2 separate regions of the Homo sapiens genome follow, and region 1 is linked to region 2. Evidence: chromatin contacts called from ENCODE Hi-C or POLR2A ChIA-PET data. All regions are on one chromosome and are shown on one strand. Each heading gives the region's core, a stretch centred on a gene start or an enhancer-like site at or near the end of the contact. The rest is flanking DNA. Distances are from core to core; before and after follow the strand shown.

Region 1 (3,263 bases), core at 764-3,263, 1.6 Mb before region 2:
CTTTGCCTTTTTCCCCTTCTAGTTTCTAAACACATTTCTTATCTACTTGCAGATCACTTATCAGACTGAATAAAATCCATAGGTACATTCGGTGTCTGACCTGTAACAAGGCACCCCACATTATTTTGCGCCTTTGATAAAGACCAGCTTATTCAAACTTGTGAGAAAACAAAAATAGCAGGGTTCAAGTAAAAACCAGTAAAATTCAGTTCTTCACAGTGGCGGTTTTTTGACAAGACCCGGCCGAAAGATTTCACGAACAGTAAAATCCCAGAATGTTCTCAGAAATACTATCCACTGTACTGTCTGGGTTGCTTAATACTGGCCCAAACCTCAGTGTCCTAGGATAATAACCCAAGACAATTTCCCAGTCCTTTGAAATAGTTGACGTCCCAAGATGTCAAATTGCCTGGAGTGCTTTATTTTGGTTTGAAATTTAAAATTTCCTCTAGATAAAGATCTAGATTTCTCTTTGCAAGTCAAAGGCTAGTTACTATTAACAGCTGTTTCAAAAGTGCTCTAAATAGGTCACCATTCAGGTGTACCAACGCTGCAAACTGGATCTAAGAAGATCCAAATTTGTCACCACTCACTCACATTTTAACTCAAAGGTAGTACTCACAATTGGCCTTGTTTACATAGGCATTCCATTAAAATTATCCATGCATTCATTCTATTTGCACCCATTTCTTTCAAAAATGTCCATCTGTAATTAAAATCAGCTCCTCTGCCTGACATCTCATTTACACTACACCGAAATTAAACCCCACTAGGAGATCACGTAGATTATGGGGCCGAGGGCCCGCCCGCTGACTAGGTTTTCACTCGCGTCTCCTCCATGCCCCAGGTCCCCTCCGATTGCAGTCCTGGGGCAGGACTGAGCAAAAAGTCCCGTAAAGCTGGCGTGTGCCCCACTCCGCCAGGAAGCCTCACCGACGTCCTGTGCTTAAATGTTCTGACACCCCCCAAAAGCAGTTGTTTTTAAAGGCTGTCTGTGGGACCAATGCGTTGTCAAACAGATGCCGTCCCGCATCCCCTCCCCCTAAATGACACAGAAGATTCCAGCGTAGGGGAAGGGCCACGAAACCCGCAGGGCACACGACGCCGGGGGCCGGAGGGAGCACCGCCTACCTCCCTGATCAAGCCCCGCGGTGCCGGGCGAGCCCGAGGGCCCGGCAGGAGGCGGGCGGCAGCCCCAGGCGAGCTCGGAGGCGGCGGGAACGCAGCCGCCGCGCATGCCGGGAGCCGCACGCCGCCCGCCGGGGCGCGCAGTCCCGCAGGCCTCGCTCCAGGTCGTCCGAAAAGGAACCGCCTGCTGCTCCTTTGCAGGCTCGCGAGGAGCCGCACTCGGACCGCCTGATGGGGAAAAAGCCGGTGTGGCCGGGCGGAGCGAGCCGAGCGGAGCTGGAGCTGCCCCTCCCAGCGGGGAGGACGGCACGAAGGACCGAGCCGCCTCCCCTCCCGGGTCCCATTCAGACGCGAGGCGCAGAGACTGGCTCCCCGGGCTTCCCCTTTAAGGGGGGCGGGGCGCGGCCTGCCGTTTGGCCGCCCCCCACACCCTCCCCCGCTAGCCCAGAGCCGGCAGACCAATCGCCCGGGCGGCGGAGCGAAGGCGGGAGAATGCGAACCCTCCGGTAGGCGGTAGGGGCGGGCCCCGGCCTTATTCGCAGGGAGCGCTGCGCAGGCGCAGAGGCGGCCGCGGGCGGAGGGGCGGGGGCAGGCTAGCGGGAGGCTCTCCGTGAGGCACGGAGGGTGACTGGGGACAGGCGGGCGGCGACGGGCTTGTCATGGGGATCCGGGCTGCGAGACGGCACTCGTAGCATCTGGGGACTCCGAGGGGGACAGGAAGTGTCAGCGCCCGGGACCCCGGCGCCGGCCCCGCCGAGGGGATCCCCACTGCTCCGGTCCTGGAGCGGGAGGGGAGAAAGGAGGGAGCCCCGGTTTCGCCCCGCCCCTGGGCTGGTGCTGCGGGGGCGGGGAGTGAGGGCTGCTCTGGGGGGAGTGGAGATCGGGGAGCGCGGCCGTGCCCTCTCGAGCGGCTGCGGGGTCCCCGCGGCGCCGGGCTGCTGAGCTGAGGGCCCGCGGCGGCCGCGGCCGGTGCATGTGCGGCTGCTGGATGCGGAGGCGGCGGCGACGGCGCGGATCGGCAGGATGTTAGGGCAGCAGCAGCAGCAACTGTACTCGTCGGCCGCGCTCCTGACCGGGGAGCGGAGCCGGCTGCTCACCTGCTACGTGCAGGACTACCTTGAGTGCGTGGAGTCGCTGCCCCACGACATGCAGAGGAACGTGTCTGTGCTGCGAGAGCTGGACAACAAATATCAAGGTAGGAGCCGCGGGGCTGCCGGCCTCGGGAGCCGGTGGCGGGGAGCCTGTCCGGGGGAGTGCCACCTTCCCTTTCTCCCGTGACAGTCTCCCCGAGCGCACCGAGGGTCTGCCGAGCGGGACTGGGAGGACTGGAGACCGGGTTGGCGGCCCTCCGTGGCCCCGCGGTGGGCGAGTACTTCTCTGGGGTCCCCAGAGTGGGGGTGGGGGCCGCTTGTCAGCCCCCGCTGCAGACCCAGCGGCTGCAGCTGCCGCTGAGGGGAATCAGCCATTTTAAGCAGCAAGCATTTGTTCAGGCGCTGGCCCGCCCCGTGCCGCAGACCCTGCGGCCCCGGCCCGGGACTGCAGCCGGGCAAGGGTCGGAGGGAGTGAGCGGCCGGGCTCCCGCTGGTCTGCGGGGCGCGCTTCCCCACCTCACTCGCCCCCACCCCGGAGTGCGGGTGCTTTGGAACGTGCGGGGGGAGGGGGCGAGAGGCCGCGGAGGCGGACTGAGGGGGCCTTCCTCCGCGCTCCTGCCCCGGCCCGGAGGAGAGCAGTCCGTTCCGCTCTCTCGCCCCGGGAAAGTTCGCGGGCGCCCCGCGTTGTAGCCCTAGCCCAGTTCTTTCGGCAAAATGGTTAAGAGGGGAGGGGTCCCCCGCGGGAGAGGAAGAGAGGGGCGTGTGTGGCGGGGAGGGCCCCCGCGCCGGGGGCGGGGCCTGCGGGCTTGACGAGGGGCGTGGGAGGGGCGCGGCGCGCGTTCCCGCGGGCCTGGAAAATGGCTGGTCGCGAGAGGGGCGGTGGCGAGCTGGCTGCTGGGGAGGGAGTCGGGGCTGTGCGGGGGCGTTGGTTCGGCCCCAGCGGAGTCCGAATCGGGGTTTGCAGCATGTTTTGCGGTGATGTTTCCAACCTCTTTCCCAGTCAATGGATCAGGACGGCGATCAGCAGCTCGGACCGTCGCGGAT
Region 2 (3,042 bases), core at 83-2,582:
TTCATTCTGCTTACCTGGATTTCGGAACTCTAGCCTGCCCCACTCTTAGATAAACGCATGCCCTCTGTGGCCCTGGAACCTTAGTGACTTCTGCTATACCAAAGTCTCCACGCCCAGGGTGACACGCAGCTGCAGCTCCGTAAACCTCTAACATGATGTCAGCAAATATTAAAAAAAAAAAGTTTATAAAACAATGAATAAACTTTGTTAAAGGTACAAATGAAAATTAGCAAACATGGGAAGATAATTGAGTGAAGAGTTTAAAGTTAAAAACGAATTGCAGTCATTCTAGGGGAAGGAACAGTTGTATTTGAAAACCTGTATGGTTACATGAACTGCCTAAAAAACAAGCTAAGGAAAATTAAAGCTCAGATTTATATATTTTAAGAAATTAATTGCAATTAATTTCCTGGGATTAAATAGCATTTCCTCAACCCCAGCTGTCATTAAAAAGAGGCAAATACAGCCAAGGACTGGATCTCCGGAAGGCTGACAGCACTGACCCTCAAGAAGGCACCGGCTGACAGACAGAACATTCTGCCCTAATATGTGCTGAAATTCCGCTGAGAGCAGAGTGGTACATTGAACCCTTTAGGGGCTTACAAAAGAAGTGTCCTGTGTTTTAGAGTCACAGAGTTTTGCAGAAACAAGTATGAATTCACCTAGTGGCCCCCTGCACCAGGTCTTTCCTGTGGGCACTGAGTGCCAGACACATCAATATGTAATAGCAGAATGAATGACTGAACGAACGATTGAATGAAAAGAAATGAGAGGCAGCAGGTTGTCAGATTCTATGAGGCAATCACAGCATCAGGTGACCTTAGTATCTATTTGAGAGGACTGCCATTTATTCTCGGGAGCGCACGGCTCTAAAGAGGCCCATATCCAGGCAGTGAGCTCTGGTGGGGGGCGCCTTTAGATGCAAGAAGGAGGAAACAGCTCGAAATCCCTGGGCCTGAGCGCGGCCCGTGCAGGCCGGAGGGTCAAGAACTCTCCACCGGCGGCAGCGGCCCGGTGTCTGCCCCGGCTTCGCCCCGGCCTAAGGCTGCCTGTGCTATAAATACGCGGCCCACATGCCGCGGTGACACGGTGTTCCCTGGGCTCGGCGGGACAGATAACATGAATGTGCCCTTTAAACGTCCCAAGTTGCAGGGACAGCCCCCGGCCCAGCCTCGCTCCCGGAAGCGCCTTCGCCCCCGATGCCCTCTGCAGCTGGGAGGAGGGGGCGCCCCGCACCTGCCCAGCCAATGCGCGGCGCGAGCGCCGGCCGCGACCCGCCTCCTCTCGCGAGAGCCCGGCGGGGATATAAGGGGGAGCTGCGGGCCAGGCGGCGGCCCCCTAGCGTCGCGCAGGGTCGGGGACTGCGCGGCGGTGCCAGGCCGGGCGTGGGCGAGAGCACGAACGGGCTGCCTGCGGGCTGAGAGCGTCGAGCTGTCACCATGGGTGATCACGCTTGGAGCTTCCTAAAGGACTTCCTGGCCGGGGGCGTCGCCGCTGCCGTCTCCAAGACCGCGGTCGCCCCCATCGAGAGGGTCAAACTGCTGCTGCAGGTGAGGACCGCGCGGTGCAAGAGGCGGGCGCGGGCGCGGCGGGCCGGGCGGGGCGCGCGATGCGGCGCGAGCTGCAGGGCGCGGGGCGCCGCGGAAAATCTGCGCCAGGCCACAGGCCCGGGCGCCCGCCCGCCCGCCCGCCCGCCCGCGGGGGAAGAAGGTGCCCTCTGCGTAGAGACAGGTCCAGCGTCAGTCGCAGATTCCTGGTGTCGGGTGGCGCCCGGCGTTCGGGTGTCTATATATGGAAACCCACCCGGAGCCGGTTTACGTGTGCCAGATCCTGCGCCCGTGACAGCACGGGCGTGCACTCAGGCCCGGAGGCACCTAGTGATTGCCAGTATTTTTGGCACCGTCTTATGCGCACGCACCTTTACAATAAAAACATCAAAATAATCATCACCCAAGAATTCCCTTATCGTATCTCATGCACAATGCTGTATGTAGGCTGACGCCTTCATCTTTATGTAACCTCTGTGAGAGAGTTATTCTTCTCCATTTTACAGATGAAGCTGAGGTTTTGAAATATTAAGAAACAATTTTCGGAATAAACTCAGATCATCCTGTCTCCAAATCTTTTCCTCCCCTACCTGGTCGCTGAATGGTTTATCATCCTCTCGTGTTTTCCTCCACCTGCCCAAAAGGTCAGGGCCCCTCAATGAGGAAGAGCCCAATTTGGGAGTCAGAATTACTAACAACAAAACCCCCACAAATTGCTCACAACGGCAGCAAACCCTTAATAATTGATTACTTGGATTATCTGCTTGAAAACTTTGGAGGCCTAATGTTTAGTGGATTTATTCTCCTTCCTCTATTAGAGCATCTAGTAGAGATCCTCATCTCCAGGGTGATCAGAGTGACACTGAGAAATTGTCATTTTTTGGCCATCATGTCTATTAAATCCAAAGCCCTTTGAAGCAGGGAGTGTTACTCATTTCTGTCCCCCAGTAAGCCCCTCATACAGTTCTCAAACCTAGGGAAAGTGAAATAAATAAATGGCTATAGCTTTATATAATTCAATCACCTTTTCAGTTTATTTGGGGCAATACCTTTTCCCTCAAATACCCTAATAATTGAAGCAACATTGGATTATTTTGGCTTGTTATCCAGTAACTAACATGGATAACAGTATCCATTTACACGTCCTCAGTATCCATTTGATTTCCTCATCCTTTTTTTCTTCAAAAAAAAAATCTAGGAAGTGCAAACCTTTTTTTTTCTCCTGTCCTCTTCCCTTCTCTCTACCCTGCCTGTCCTCTGTCACCCACCCTCCCCTCCACCAGGTCCAGCATGCCAGCAAACAGATCAGTGCTGAGAAGCAGTACAAAGGGATCATTGATTGTGTGGTGAGAATCCCTAAGGAGCAGGGCTTCCTCTCCTTCTGGAGGGGTAACCTGGCCAACGTGATCCGTTACTTCCCCACCCAAGCTCTCAACTTCGCCTTCAAGGACAAGTACAAGCAGCTCTTCTTAGGGGGTGTGGATCGGCATAAGCA

Evidence for each region. Hi-C counts contacts between places; a loop is a spot of excess contacts on that map. ChIA-PET counts read pairs that join two places held with the same protein, here RNA polymerase II (POLR2A). Pooled maps may share reads with other maps.
Region 1: a loop to region 2 is called in a map of B cell, with 10 times the contacts of the local background. The contact joins the promoter of ING2 here to the promoter of SLC25A4 in region 2. A Hi-C loop is called at or near these places in 3 of 168 maps with a recorded cell type or tissue (B cell, CD8-positive, alpha-beta T cell and sigmoid colon), 2 of 37 single-sample maps with no recorded cell type and 12 of 50 pooled maps. POLR2A ChIA-PET finds 5 or more read pairs at or near these places in 1 of 52 experiments (CD8-positive, alpha-beta memory T cell).

Annotation. Positions count from the first base shown.
Region 1 is chr4:183,503,045-183,506,307 of GRCh38, forward strand. ING2 (inhibitor of growth family member 2) reads left to right here and starts at 2,014. Exons shown (of 2, transcript NM_001564.4): 1 at 2,014-2,323. The coding sequence starts at 2,152. ING2-DT (ING2 divergent transcript) reads right to left here and starts at 1,471. Exons shown (of 3, transcript NR_033995.2): 1 at 1,132-1,471. RefSeq lists silencers at 1,096-2,135, 2,356-3,075.
Region 2 is chr4:185,141,934-185,144,975 of GRCh38, forward strand. It overlaps SLC25A4 (solute carrier family 25 member 4), which reads left to right and starts at 1,333. Exons shown (of 4, transcript NM_001151.4): 1 at 1,333-1,550; 2 at 2,831-3,042. The coding sequence starts at 1,440. RefSeq lists a silencer at 1,105-1,404.